3 separate regions of the Mus musculus genome follow, and regions 1 and 3 are each linked to region 2. The links are chromatin loops, found by intact Hi-C in ENCODE. Cell type or tissue: heart. All regions are shown on one strand.

Region 1 (5,000 bases), 210 kb after region 2:
ACATAGTTGTTACGGAGAAAGTGAGTTTGAGCACAATGTTAGAGGGAGGAAACAGATATCTTCTTGAACTTTCCAGGCCAGTGCAAAGTTACCTGAAATCACATCAATTGAAATTCACCTTCAGAGAGTAAAATCATAAGTTTTATTTATTAGGATAATAGTTCTCACGTATTTCTTATGTTCCAAACACTGCCCTAAGAGCTTTCAAATACGTGTTCTCAGTTAAACCTTCCCACCTCACCTGGGCTAAGATGTTTATCCTTTATTATATATGAAAGCACTGATGCCCAGAGAAATGATGGTTCACTTTAAACTGAAGTCTGTCCTGATGCAAGGCTTACATTATCTCCACCTTCCTACTTTGCCTCCCTGTGACATTTAAAAGGAAAACTACTAGTACATTTGTGTGGTAGGTTACATATTCACACATGTGGTCTCTAGCCACACTGTTGCTTATGTTTCTTTTAGAAGAACACTGACAAAGTCAAGGAAAGACTTCCAGAGGCAAAGCATGAAATTCAAGCCAATTCTGCAACTCTACTAATAATTAATAATAGTTCAAAAGGCCAGTGGAATTCATACCCATTAGCTCACCAGATACTTAAGAAGGATTGATTACATCTCAGACAGTATTTTAATCATTTAGGATACAAAACTCTCTGGCCTATTGGATGTACATTAGCCCATATGTCAAAGATTCTATAAAACCTCAGTTACAGCACCTTATAACTTTCAGTAAATTTCTACTCTCTCAAGTGCCCAAGAAGTCAGTCATCAGTAGGCTTTTGAATGCTGGAATTATACTTTATTATAGTTCTCCAGACTCCTGAGGCTTAATCTGTTATAAACATCTTCATTACTGTGGATTTCAGTGCCCCCAATGACTTTGTACCCTCGTCTCATTATAGACTATATATCTGCAATACATCAATATTGTCCTGGTGAGTTTTACTGTCAACTTGAAACAAGCCAGAGTCATTTGGGAAAAGGGAACATGAGTTGAAGTATTGGTTCATTTAGATTATCCTGTGACCAGGTCTTGGAGGAATTGCTTTGGTTGATGATAGATGTGAGATAGCCTAGCCCACTGTGGCCAGCACCAACCATAGGCATCTGAACCTGAACCATATAAGAAAAAAGCAAGTGAAAAAGCAAGCCAGAAAGTGAGTAAAAGCAGCAACCAGCACTCCTCCATGACCTTTGCTTCAGTTCCTGCTTCCAGGTTCCTGCCTTGAGTTTATTCCGTGACTTCCTCAGGTACCACCTGTTACCTGGCAGCATAAACTGAAACAAACTCCATTCCACAAATTGCTGTTGGCCATGGTCTTTATCACAGGAACAGAATGAAATTAGGACAGGTATGTTCTGAGGATGAGATACAATTTGTCATGTGACAACCCTGGAGGGAGACACAGACCATGGAGTAGTTGGTATATGTGAACACCACCAAGTTACAGCGATGCAAGCATTTCTAATGACCCAGAGGATTTCCTCATGCTACTTTCTAGCCACACCTCTCAGAGTAAGTAATATTCTGAGATTTGTTTCTTTCTTGAACCCACCCCTGATGGACTATGTAGTGGCACTTTAGTCTTTCTTACTGCATATAAAGCTACCAATCTATCATCAAAAGAGTTTTAGATTAGTCCTCAATTTGGCTTTCAAAAATAAGGCTATGCTTGTATGTTTTAAAAATCAACATTCTATTATTATTCTTAGGTTTTTATTCTCATTGAGATTCTGAAAATTTTTTTCTCAAGGCAATTCATGAAGTGAAGTGTTTTCCTATTGATTTGGCTCAATAAGTTTGTCAATAATTTGTGCCTCTAGATGTAAACTGAAGCTTCCAGAAACAAAGGACCAAAGCTATCCATGTTCAGGATTCTACAAGCTCAAATGGTTGATTAAACTTGGTGACAAGACTGTTGCAGAGAGCCAAGTTATCTTGGGTTCTTTTTAATCCCCTTAATAACCATTATTTAATAACCATTGATTATAATTTATTTATTGCCCAACTCTGCTTCCTTTTGACTATCAATACATTGAAATGTCTTTAATGACCAGCTTCCATCAAGCCAATAGCCAAGAAAGCAATCTGATAGCATCTGAAAGCCATAGCAAACTTCTCCGCTTGGCTACAACGTGTTTACTTATGGTATTAGGTACATGCCTGATTTGTGGCCTTTTCTATATTTAATAAAGCCTCCTTCAGTAGCTTTCATAGCGGGACACCTGATCCATGGCAGCCTGAATCTCTGTTGTTGCAGTTATTCATGGAAGGTACTTCTTATCCCCCTGGAGGTGAGCTCTGGAAGGTACTTCTTATCCCCCTGGAGGTGAGGTCTGGAAGGTACTTCTTATCCCCCTGGAGGTGAGCTCTGTGTTTTGCACTAACATAGTTAAGAAGGAACACTTTAAATTAAAAAAGGAAATAGAACTATGGAATGTAAAACGATGGAAAAGTAGAAAAATTTCTTCAGAAAAATACTGAGGTCATCTGTTCTCAGGAGTTGTTTTAATTCAGGTTATCTAAAGGGCTACTTGGAGAGTTATTTTTAAATCCTTGCTGCGGTTGGAGAGAATCCAAACTAGGGGCCCCATTGGCAAGATGACCAAGGGAATCTGTTGGAAAATACTGAAGACTTGGATGTCCTCATTCCTTTACAATGTGTTTTGATGCCTTTACTAGTCACAATAATGAGATTATTTTCTGCCAGTCACTGGAAGGCCATGCAAAGCTCAGAGCTGTATGATATCTACTGTGCGTGTGTGCGTGTGTATGCATGTCTCCTTCCTTTCCTTTTCTTTTTCCCTTTCATTTCCCCTTCCCTTCTAATTAGAACATGCACCCACACATGTGTGTATACATGTTAAAATCTGGCATTCACATGTGAAAGAACCCATGGCATTTGTCTTTAGGAGTCTAGGTTACTTAAGAAAAGCTAGAACCTCCTATAAGCAAGGTGCATTGATTCACAGAGTCAATGTTTCACAGGGGGAACACAGGTTGTTGTAGAAAAATACATTTTCCTACAGTAACATTGCTAGGTGTGGCAGAGTTGGAGCTGGAAGGCTGCCTGTGAGTGCAGGATCTGAGGTTTTAACCAGTACACTGGTAAGAGTTCTTCTGGCCCCTTTTTCTTCTTCCTTGTCTTTTTGTTTTGTTTTGTTTTGTTTTTAATTAAATGTTTTCTTTATTTACATTGCAAATTTTATCCCCTTTCCTTATTCCCCCCCCCCCAAGTCCCCCCTATCCTCCCCCTCCTCCCCCTGCTCACTAACCCACTCCCTCCCGCTTTCCTGTCCTGGCATTCTCCTACACTGGGCATCAAGCCTTCACAAGACCAAGAGCCTCATTGATGTTCCACAAGGCCATCCTCTGCTACATATGTGGCTAAATCTATGGGTCCCTCCATGTGTACCCTTTGGTTGGTGGTTTAGTCCCTGGGAGCTCTGGGGGTACTGGTTAGTTCATGTTGTTGTTCCTCTTATGGGACTGCAAACCCCTTCAGCTCCTTGGGTACTTGCTCTAGCTCCTCCATTGGGGACCCTGTACTCAGTCCAGTGGATAGCTGTGAGCATCCACTTTCGTATTTGTCAGGCACTGGCAGAGCGTCTCAGGAGACAGCTATATCAGGCTCTTGTCAGCAAGCACTTGTTGGCATCCACAATAGTGTCTGGGTTTGGTGACTGTATATGGGATGGATCTCCCGGTGGGACAGTCACTGGATACTGGCTTCTTTTTCTAACAACAACAACAAAAGCCAAACCCAAACAAAACAAATTAACCAACCAACCAACCAACCAACCAACCAACCAACCAAAAAAATTCATTGAGCTGTCCTCCTGACTGTCTGTTGTGGGCAGAGTGAAAAAAATCACAGATTGGAGCCAGTCAAATAATAAATGAAGTAAACTACAGAAAATGACAATGGAATTAATAATCAAAGTAATAACCAACTTTATTGAGTTTCTGCTGTGTGCTGGTCACAGCATTTGAAAAAAAGATGCGTTAAAAAAGAAAAAAGATTGAAGGAGGTAAACACTATTATTACGCCTACTGCAGAAGAGCACACTGAGAGTCAGAGCAGAGAAGCCACTTGTTAAGGCCTCGCAGCCTGCAGAGAACCACCACTCCACTCTCCATGCTGTGTAGTTGTGGTGACCCAGCGGGGTGGGCCTACAGCTTGCTGCAGGAGGCTGGCTTCCAGATGAAGGGGCATCCCTACTGTACAGTGCTCAGATGTCCCCCCCTAGAGATCCATGCCCACTGATAACATGGATTTTTACATGAGTTCTCTTAATTTTTTTAAAAGTTAACAACTAATTAAAAACAAAGTATCTCTGAGCAGGCCCCAGAAAACAAGCCTGTGGGCTGAATTCAGCTGCAGGCGAAGAGTTTGTGATCCAGTTACCAAGAGTGTGGTTTTCATGGCAGGAGAGAGACATGGGCCCCAGAGCATCTACACACTGGCTTCTGCACATTACTCTAAACTAGATGGTTGGCAAATCATGTGTTGGCAGAGTTACGACGTCCCTTGGCCTCTGGCGTGATGCCCTCGTCAGTGGACACTCATCCCCAGCCACATCACCATAGTCCAGATTTAAAAATGTCAGGGTCACAAGGCAGTATTTTTATTTCTGCAGGACTAATTTTCACGGGGATCACACAAGCTTAGTTCAAGTTTGTCAGGCTCAATGTATTCTATTACTTGTAAAACTCACCCTAGTAAAAAGAAATCAGATTGAAATTATATCAACCTAAAATGCTTTCTAGATTGCCTTGTAGTCTAGTTTTGGAAAAGAAATTGTATTGATGTCAGAATAAAAAAATAAACAAAACAATCTGCATATAAGACTGTCTTCATCCAAGATTTTACCCTCTTAGTGTTTGCCGTCATGGAGATAGCACACATAGTAGTCATGGGTATATATGTATTACATATATATATATGTAATCTCAATCAGTTCTTTTCTTTTTGTGACACTGGGGATTGAAT
Region 2 (5,000 bases):
AAGAATCGTCCTTGCCTAGTCTTACAGATGTTATCCTCTTTAACCCCTCCTAGAATGCAAAGGACAGCCCATGCATTTTTCCTCTGCCTAATGGCTTTTTAAAATGCACATAATGATGGTCTAAATGCCCAAAAAACAACAAATATCAAATACAGTTTTACAACTCAAAACCAGACTAAGAATGCAGATAGGGCCAATACTCAGCAACCAGTATGCACATTTATAAAAGTAAATAACAGCAAAGTTTATCTAAGAAGGCCAAAGCTGTCCCACCACTCACTCAATGGTTCAGAGGAGTGCAAAGCTCCAACCAACACTAGCATTTCCCGTAACACTGTGGGCAGAGTCCATAATTATCTACCTAAAGAAGAAAACCATCTCGAGGCATGTATATGTTATTCAGGAGTTCTTTAGAGAAACAAATTTGATCTCTGCAGCCTGTGGGTGTGGTGATAACAGACACTAGAAGAGAAAGTGGACATCTCAGATGGGGCACCTGAGAGCTCATTCTATCTGAGCATCTGTAAGTGAGTGCTCCAAAGCAAAGCAGTACAAGAACGGAGAAAATCAACTCACCCGTTTCACCTGAGTCTGAAGGGCAGCGGGGTTGTCATAGCAGAAATAGCTGCCTAGAAAAAGGAAGAACACATATTTCACTCGGAATGATAATATCTATATAAGAGTTTCAAGTTACAACTCCTAACTAGTAACTCCCCGGAGGTGTTTAAGGTTTACTATGGCTGACACTATGACAACAGATTTTTTTTTCTTGCTTGTGTGTTTGTTTTACACCACTTCCTGATCTACCATTCCAAAGAACTTCCACAAGGTAGTGGTGTGCATACACAGCATATACCAGAAACCTGATAAAGAGGTCAACATCAACTGCTTTTAATCATTTCGTTTCCGTCTTTCTTCCCATGCTTATCACTGTATTAACATCTTCATGAAATCGCTGCATTTCCCTTACTTAAAAAAAGTCTACAAGCATCCTCTACAGGTGCACGTTAGCTGGGTCCTCACTTTTCTTGAAAGCAGAGGTAACTCAGAGATTCAAACCAAACCAGTATTTGATATAGATCCTGATCCTGCAAACAAACAAACAAAAACAAACAAAAATACCCAGGAGCAAATAACTGAGTGAAAACTGGGCTAGAAACAAGAACAACACAAGCGCCAGTCTAAGGGATCAAATGAAAACTGGCAATGTCTCCTGGGAGCGGGGAAAGCTGACAGGCTTGAAGAAGCCCCAAGGTAACACTGCCTGTTTCCCCGCTGACTCTGTAAATACACAAAGCTAGCGGTCCAAAGGTGGAGAAGGCAGCTAGCGACAGGGCGGCTCTAGTTTCTCAAACCCAAACTTTCAGCCCAATCTACCTACCAAAAATAAACTGTCAACTTGAGTAGGGACAATTTCTTCAAGTGTTTTGTCTATGCTTACTGGTTATTGATTCTAAACCTAGAAACTTCTCCTTCAGGATTTAACTGCTTATAAGAAATTCAATACCATGGTTGGTTGGTTGGTTGGTTGAGACAAGATCTCACTTTGTAGCCCTGGCTGGCCTCTCTAGCGCACAGACATGTCCCTGTCTTCCAGTACTGAGATTAAAGGGCGCCACCACTATCAGCTCAATACGTTTTAAAGCAAATGAGTACCATCTTCTCAAAAATAAAGAAACCGAAGCCCAAAGTATCTTTTATAAACCAGGTGCATGTATTTCTGAATCTGATCCCCCTGAAACACTCTTTCAAGCCAAGCCAGTTGTTACGAATCCGAACAGTTTCAATGTAAACTAAAAACTGTAACACGGGAGGGAAGGGTGTCTTTAAAAGTAGCTAATGAAAGTGTTTTGCGCCAGATCAGATTTCATAAGTGAAACCAACTTAACAAGTGTGGTCCTGCAAGGCTGTCTCACAGAGGAAAGGTAAGAAAAGACTCCTACTAAGGTGTACTTAGCAGTGAACACTATCCAAAGCGGATCCGAGCTCTAAAAGAATACAAAGGAAAGCACTGGGGAATGGGAGGGGTCGCCTGGGGAGGGAGGAAGAGGGACTTAGTCACGCTCTGAAATTCCCCCAGCAACGTTCTGAAACTCTCGGGAGCACAGCTCTCCGGGAGAAAGATCTGAGTTTCCTTCTCATCTGCGTCCCCAGGGAGGAGCTGCTGAACACCGGGGCTTGGAGGAACAAACGTCACCTCGCTCCAGACACTTGGAAAAAGCGGGCTCCCGAGCCCAGGCAGCAGCGCGAACCCTGGAATCCCTCTATCATCTGCCCCAGCCGAGCCCCGCTCACCGAAGCCAAGGAAGCACATGAGCGACAGCACCACGAGCCGGTGCGCCAGGCGGCTGGGGTCGCAGAGCGCGGACAGAGCGCGAGGGGCGCCATGGACTGCGCTGTCCGCCTCGCGGCGGCCCCCAAGCAGCGCCCGATCTTCCCCATCCTCGTCCTCCATCAGCTTGCAGCCTGGAACGGAGCAGGAAGCAAAGGCAGGGCGGCAGCGGCAGCGGCAGCACTCACGTGATCACGTGTGTTCACGTGACTTGCTCGGGCCACGCCTCTCCGTGCTCACGTGAACGGTTGCTCACGTGGTGGCCGGGCTCCCGTGCTGCCTTTCTGTTCTGCCGATGGGGTATAGATCCGGTCGGGAGTGGGAGTGAGCGACCGGGTTCTCATTAACATCTGATTTAAAACCAGTAGGAAGTGGTGGTGCAGAAGTCGTGGTGGAAGGCTTGACCTGAACCCAGCTCAGTCCTCCCTCCCTCACTTCGCCAACTCTTCATGAAGAGTTGTTAAGTTGACCTGACGGAACAGCATATGATGTACCTGACACTTATGTACTAGAAAAGAGGACAAATTCTCTCACCTCTGAATATGGGTGAGAGAATTTCCTTAGGTGGACAGAAACTAATCATGTGGGTGGATGGATGGTGACTGCAGCTGAAAGAGTTATTGAATTCCTCTGGGTTTTATACGTTTATAATTACACGTTTATACTGATCTTGGAGTAAGAGGAAAGTCGAGTAAAGTAGAAACACGAACATCCTAAATGAGGAGCCATTCAGAGATGTCCAGCAGAGTATAGAGACCACTAGGTTTGTTTTGAGAAGTTTGATTTGGCAGCGCAGCCTTCTACCCCACATTTCTAGGTTTGCCGAGTCTTTGCAGTAGAATTTTGAGTGTAGCAAGGCTAGGTGCTAAATAGCTGTAAAGCGTGCCGCAGAAGTGAAAGTGAGAGGCTCAAAGCTGGAGCTATCGCACCAAGGAGAGATCCAGTGACTAAATGAGGACTTGCTTAAACAATAGCACCTGGGATTTGAAAAAGGAGGAGGACTTTTGAGTGTTTTCTAGACTCCTAGCTTGGGCCCTCCAAAGAGATCCAAATATGGGGGATGGGGAAGCAGAGGGACTGTGTCAGAGAGATACCGTTTGGAATGTTTATGCATAGCCTGCTGTCTACCTTGCATTCCCCTGACTAACACTGTGCAGTTGCCAGCACAGTGGTCATACCCCACCTTGGGCTTAATCTTTCACTCAGCATCAGCTGTACTACAATGAAGGGCCTAGACCATCAGTTTACATTCCTTGGCTTTGTCCACAGTATAGATTACTGTCTTGTGCTGGCTAGTTTTATGTCAACTTGACACAAGCTGAAGTCATCTGAGAGGAGGGAGCCTCAGTTGAGAAAATGCCTCCATGGAATGAACCTGTAGGCAAGGCTGTAGGACATTTTCTTAATTAATGACTGTTGGGGAGGGCCCAGCTACCCTTGGGTTGATAGTCTGAGGTTCTATGAGAAAGCAGGCTGAACAAGTCATGAGGAGCAAGCCAGTAAGCAGCACTGTTCCATGGCCTCTACATCAGCTCCTGCCTCCAGCAGAAGGTTCTGTTTGAGTTCCTGTCCTGACTTCCTTCAGGGAGAGACTATGATGTGGAAGTATAAGCCAAATTAATCCTTTCCTCCTTAACTTGCTTTGGTCATAGTGTTTCATTAAAGCAATAGAAACCCTAACTAAGACAAGTCTAATGGCTAAGTCAAAAATACAGGTAAGAGGCTGGCTGCCAGTATCTCTAATCCACTTTTTGGCTTTTTGGGTTTTGTTTGTTTGTTTGTTTCGTTTGTTTGTTTATTTTGTTTTGTTTTTGCCTTTAGAAATCTAAGTAAAAATGGCTATGATAGTATAGACAGTTTGTACTTCTTGTTGAAGGAGGTTGGACTTCTTTTGAATGATAGTCACTTGTGTCTTAATGAAATGCCCAGGGTAATGCCCTCTGGACCTGACCTCATTCTGTGTTTGCTTAGACAGTTCTCAGCTATCTATCCTCCCAGTGGGTCATGTCTACCCTGGCTACATATTTGAGATTTCCACAACCATGACTGTGGTCTGCATATTCACCAAACTAATTAATGTATATACAAATTTAAACTCAAATAACTGAAGATGTAAGTCAAAAAATAATTGGCATGTTATGTCTGAGATGATAATGATAAGTATTAATATATAATATAATAAAATTTTGAGGTTATGCTGACCCTTATCTAACTTTGATGTAAATTTTTATCTTTGTGGGTTTTGCCTTTTAAAATGACACCTGAGCTTTGGCACCTAGAGACTGAAGCATGAGCCCATGCTTGGTAGCCCATCAGTTAAAGGAATCGGCCTTAATTGTTGCCATTAGTGTGTGGTCTGTGTTTTCTCCCATGGATGTGTTTCAGTTTTCTACAAATTCTCTTTCTCTTTTTGACTCCATGTCTTCAGCAGGGCTCCCAGGGTTTATTCCTTTACGTGTTGCTTACGTAGAATCACCAGTGTGTGTAGGACTTGACATTTCCTCCGACTGTGCTTTATTTCCATATAGTTTTTCATCCCAAATCATTTTTTTCATAATGTGAAGGCCTTTACTCTCAAATAAGATTTCAACACCCTTAAATTGAGTATGGAATCACATGTCTGTCATCCCAACTATTTAGCTTTTAATGTGATTAAGACTTAGGCAGG
Region 3 (5,000 bases), 130 kb after region 2:
ATCTTCAAGCTACATCCACCAACATACAAGCCAGCGGTTTTACGCTCACAAAAATAAACCTATCCATCTTCTCTGTATTTGAGCGGTATCCCCGAGAGCCCCGGCAGCAGGCTTAAGTACTGCTTAGTTCATGCATGTCATACGTCTGTACCTATTAAAATCCAACATGGAGGATGCCATCCATGTCAACAATGACGTTAGGGAACTCTTTGCTTCCACACTCAAAGGAAAACTTACTTCAGTAGGGAGTGGTAGCTGTGGGCTGCATGTATAACAAACAGTGCGAGCTGGAGGAGCCCCAGGAGCGTGTGCTGCCCACTGGAGTCTCAGCACAGCAAGAAGCCTTCAGAAGCCGCAACCTCATGGGGCACAGCACACTTCTCATGATGTCTACAGCTACATAGATGCAGTGGTTCTATGTAGCTCACTGCATAATTGCTTTTTATTCCTGAGTAACAATCAGTACGGAACAAAGCTTTAACTGTAAAATCAGATAGCTTAGTCATTACATTTTATTATTGTCAGTTTTCTAAAGAATGTTATATAATTGGTTTCTTTTAATATGAGTTCCCATTGCCATTACTGACACTAGGGTTCATAAATAAAAAGCTACATACAGTAATGCTTTTAAATAGCTGCCACAAATTGGAAGGTGAAAAATCAGAGAAGCGATTTTTTAGAGTAACAAATGCCAAGTAATGATTTTTAAAAAATGGCTTGAAAGAATATTTGAAAGAAGAATTGTTATTATTTTAAGAAACTAGTTTTCTGCCAGGCTAACCTGAAGTGAATAAATCAACATTAATGCAAAAAAGAAATTAAGATGTCATTTTTGCCATGATGTTGTCTAAGCATTTTGTTGTTGTTGTTGTTGTTGTAGCAAAGAAACGATGACTTCATTGAGTTAGATTACACCATTCTACTCCACGACATTGCATCGCAGGTAACATATACAACTTTTCTTTATTTGATGCCACTCTGAAAATCAAGAATTGCTTTGTAGCCACACAGTCCCTTTACTCCTTTTGAAACTAAGTAAAAGTTACTGACAGTTAAGACAGGCACCAAGTCGAAGTGTATCATCCTTGTAGCGACTGGATTTGCCTGATGCTATTTCTGCTGAAGACATTTTAAATAGTAGCATCAAGACAATAGAAACCCAATTATATTTTCTAGTCTCACAATGACATTAGCTTTCTTTACTTGCAGGAGATTATTCCCTGGCAAATGCAAGTCCTGTGGCATCCACAGTACGGCACAAAAGTAAAACACAACAGCCGCCTCCCAAAGGAAGGGCAGGCGGAGTGAACAAGACGCTAACCCGTAGACAACCGTCAGCATGCTCGCTAACCACGTGTGTGACTGGCCTCACTGGCATCTAGCCTAACGGGCCAAAGGAATACCAGTGTCACTCTTTATGTCTTGGCTACAGTACCGAGCTGCATAGATTCCATAATAAAGAATAGTACTACCTAAAAATGTCTTTCCAACAGTAATGGTACTATGTCTATCCCCTAATAAAACTTCACTTCAGCCTCACGGAGTCTAATTGCATTGTATACTTACGGCACTGGGGCAACAATGGTCTCTCTAAAGGCTACTTTGGGTTTTCCTGTGATACAAGGGCAGCCATATTCTCTCTCCATTCTCTAAAATGAAAGAAAAAAATACCATAGTAAAATTCACATTCACATTCAATAAAATATAGTAAATAACTGAACAGCAAAGTTTAAATTATTTTAATAACTGTTAAGAATCAGATGTGATATTCTAATAACACAAACAACCTTTACATATCTTATAGAAGTGAATTCTAATTTTGACTCATTAATTTATACTTAGTACCAACTGCTCTATCTGCTAAAATTTACAAAGTTTCCTATTTGTACACAAGCTCAGTGAAATAACATAAAACCTGTTGTCGGGGCTTTTAACACACGATGACAATCTCGTATCGCTTGTTTACAGTTGACCACATAGTTGCATTTGATCTTGGGAGACTCTTTAATCTGTACTGAGCTGGCCTCCATGTTTTAAATTTAATTAATACATTATTCTCTGAGATGGGGCTTCTCGGTGTAACTCTGTTTGGAACTCATTATTGGACTCCAGTCTGGCCTTGAACTCAGAAAACCCATCCAGCCTCTCCCTCCTGAGGTCCAGGACTAACGGCTACCTTGCCCAGCCCTTACTTTTCAAGTGCTCATTTGTGTCCGTGCATGCGTGTACTATGTCGTCATGTACATGTGGGCAAGAAGAGGGCACTGATCCCCTGACACTGGAGTTGTGAGCCGTGCAACCTGAGTGCTAGCAACTGAGTTTAAGTCCCCTGCGAGAGCACAAGGTGAATTTAGCCACTGAGCCCTCTCTCCAGTCCTCATGGAAGAAATGTCCTGGGGGGATAGGAATAAAAACATGCCATCTCCTTAAGGCTTGCTTTACTCGATCCAACTATGGACCGCGAATGGTTGAAGATCTTGCTACAAACCCCAGGCTTTGGTTCCTAGAGTCTACAATGTTTAACAAAGACTTAGATAAACTACGTTACAGCACAGCAGGGAGGCAGTGCAGGATGCCTTGCTTGTATCTAAACCACAGTAGAGCCCGCAGAGGCTCTATCAGTTTACAGTTGTGGAGAACTATGACTTTCTGTCTTTTCTTTTACTTAGCTATGTAGCTGAGGTGACATAGGATCTATTAATCCTCCTGCCTCACCTCCCAGAGTGGGTTTGCAGATGTAAGCCACCTTGCCAGGTCCCACCACTGGCTTTTAACAAAGCATACAGTAACAAATGTAACTGCACGGAGCTCTCTTATGATCCATACCTGAGCATAGATTTCCAGGTGCAGCTCTCCCATCCCTGACACAATGGTCTCCTTGCTCTCAGGGTCAAAGTGGACTTTAAATGTGGGGTCTTCCCGTGTAAACCTGCCAATACCTTTGGAAAATTTCTCCAGATCATTCTTTAAAAGAGGAAGAGAAAAGTAGTACAGGATTGATTAAGCATGAGAAACCACTGTATTTTGAGGTGTTACTGAATAAAACCATATACACTGGCGAGTAAGGAATAAAGAGGATCTGTATCTAGTTGTACTTACACCTTTATTGGAAAAAAGCAACCTTGGTCACCACGGTCAGGAGACCAGGGCCAGCAGCTGAACTGGGTTTTCTCTCCATATGAAGACAGAAAACAAGGGTCCAGGATTTACCCCTGTCACTTCCTACCATAATCACCAGACTATCCATTTGTGGATGTGGAGACTGCCGTTGTGGAAGGAAGAACCTGGCATTTTAGAAATCCTATAAATAATACAGTCAGCATGCATACTAAGAGCCTTCTGCAAACTCAAGAGGATTAGCCACTCTGTTAAGACCAACAGCAGAAGTATCACATCAAGATGTTTCTGTTTTGAAGCAATCTCCTTGGTTGTTGTCTGTCTGATACACCTTCGAGCTTTGATGCAATCTCACAGAGTAACCAGCAGGATGATAAGTCCACTTCTCCTAACACTTAAGATAGGGACCATTCTGTGAACTGTCACAGTAGGCTCAATGTAATACAGAGCCTTTAAAGATGGAAGAAAGCCATGGCAATGAGGGAAGAAAAGCAGGGAAGAAGGAAAAGACCTAACTCATTGCTGCCCTCATTAAACACCGTGAGGAGGGGAGGGAAGACTGGAGAGATGGCTCAGCTTAAGAGAACGTTCTGCTCTTCCAGAGGCCCAGGGTTCAGTTCCCAGCACCTATATCAGGTGGCTCACAACCACCGATAACTGCAGCTCCAGGAGGTCAGACGCCATTGATCTCCCTAGGGACCTGCACACAACATGCATATACCCACACATAGATGGAATACATGAAATATAAATATGATATGGGGGCAAACGCTAAAAAAAAACAAAAAAGGTGGGTGGGCAGCATCTGGAAGCTAGGAACGAATGGCCCTGGGGTCAAAGGGAAATGGCCATAACCCCAATCATAGCTGTAGGAGCCCAGTTATCTCCCCCAAGCATGAGTTAAGCGATGGGGAGATCTTTCTCTTAGAACTTCCAGAAAAGAATATAGCCCTGAGCTGGGGAGATGGCTCAGTTGGTAAAGCATTTGCATCACAAATCTCAGGAGTTGAGTCCGAATTCCCAGAACCCTCATAACATTGGCTACAGTGGCACATGTCTGTAATCTCAGTACTTCTATGGCCAGATAAGTGGCAGGGACAGAAGACTGGCTGGAAGGGAGCAGGGAAGCAAACCTGGCACACAGAGGTGAGAGAGAACAAAGGAGACCCTATCTCAACCGTGGTGGAAAGTGCTAGGCGACAGATGAGGCTGTCCTCAGACAGTCAGGAACACACTTGCACTCACACTGAAAGCAGTAGACACACCACACTCACACAAATACAGCCCTGCTTGGTTAGACTGTAGCGAACCATCAGTCTCTGACCTACAGAACTATAAAAGAAACACTTTTGTGTTTCTTTAAGGTACTAAGTTCTTGGTAATTTCTTATGGTAGCAAAAGAACATGAACATGTCCTGTATGATTAATATTAGCAGTCCCATTAATCACCTGCTTGCACATGTAATGACTAATATACATGTTATCTCAGATTAAACTGTCGTGCACATATGCAGACTGGAGTTAAGGCGTGAGCTCAAGGCCACACAGGTTACACAGAGGACAGTCAGTCCCGCGGCACTCTCTGCTTTTCCCTGCATCACCCGCACTCGGGAGCACCATCCCCGCCTACCTCAAAGCTCAAGTCCTTATGGTGACAGAAACTTCATTAATTGATTGAAATTAAGATACTTATGAGAAGACATTTTTAAATGTTTGCATGTATAAGAAGGTAAGGACACTGCCCCCCGAACCCCCCCCCCCGCCCCAAATCTCCCTGGTTAATCTTGATTTCTTTCTGTTATTACAAGTTATTAATTATTACACATCTCCCATAAACTCTGCGAGAATGAAAGGTATAAAGATGCCCGTCATTTCTAACCTTG

The links. Hi-C counts contacts between places; a loop is a spot of excess contacts. Peaks named below come from ENCODE experiments on the same cell type or tissue, not always from the same donor. Only the 100,000 strongest peaks of a DNase experiment are listed, where the experiment ranks them.
Region 1: a loop joins it to region 2, with 3 times the contacts of the local background. A loop is called at or near these places in 5 of 42 quality-filtered maps.
Region 3: it touches region 2 in a loop (2.5-fold over the local background); 3 of 42 quality-filtered maps call a loop at or near these places.

Annotation. Positions count from the first base shown.
Region 1 is chr3:67,367,222-67,372,221 of GRCm38, reverse strand. No RefSeq gene overlaps it. Among named protein-coding and RNA genes, the nearest start is that of Mlf1, 4.4 kb to the left of the region's middle. In heart, a CTCF peak has its summit at 2,353; a DNase peak (open chromatin) is centred at 4,541.
Region 2 is chr3:67,580,273-67,585,272 of GRCm38, reverse strand. Mfsd1 (major facilitator superfamily domain containing 1) reads right to left here and starts at 2,505. Exons shown (of 16, transcript NM_025813.3): 1 at 2,296-2,505; 2 at 577-629. The coding sequence starts at 2,455. In heart, a CTCF peak has its summit at 2,368; a DNase peak (open chromatin) is centred at 2,382; H3K4me3 peaks cover 1,741 bases; H3K27ac peaks cover 1,327 bases.
Region 3 is chr3:67,454,537-67,459,536 of GRCm38, reverse strand. It overlaps Gfm1 (G elongation factor, mitochondrial 1), which reads right to left. Exons shown (of 18, transcript NM_138591.2): 12 at 2,827-2,964; 13 at 1,567-1,649. It overlaps Lxn (latexin), which reads left to right. Exons shown (of 6, transcript NM_016753.4): 5 at 881-943; 6 at 1,210-1,538. The coding sequence ends at 1,308. Among named protein-coding and RNA genes, the nearest start is that of Lxn, 6.9 kb to the left of the region's middle. In heart, no CTCF peak of the experiment used is centred here; no DNase peak of the experiment used is centred here.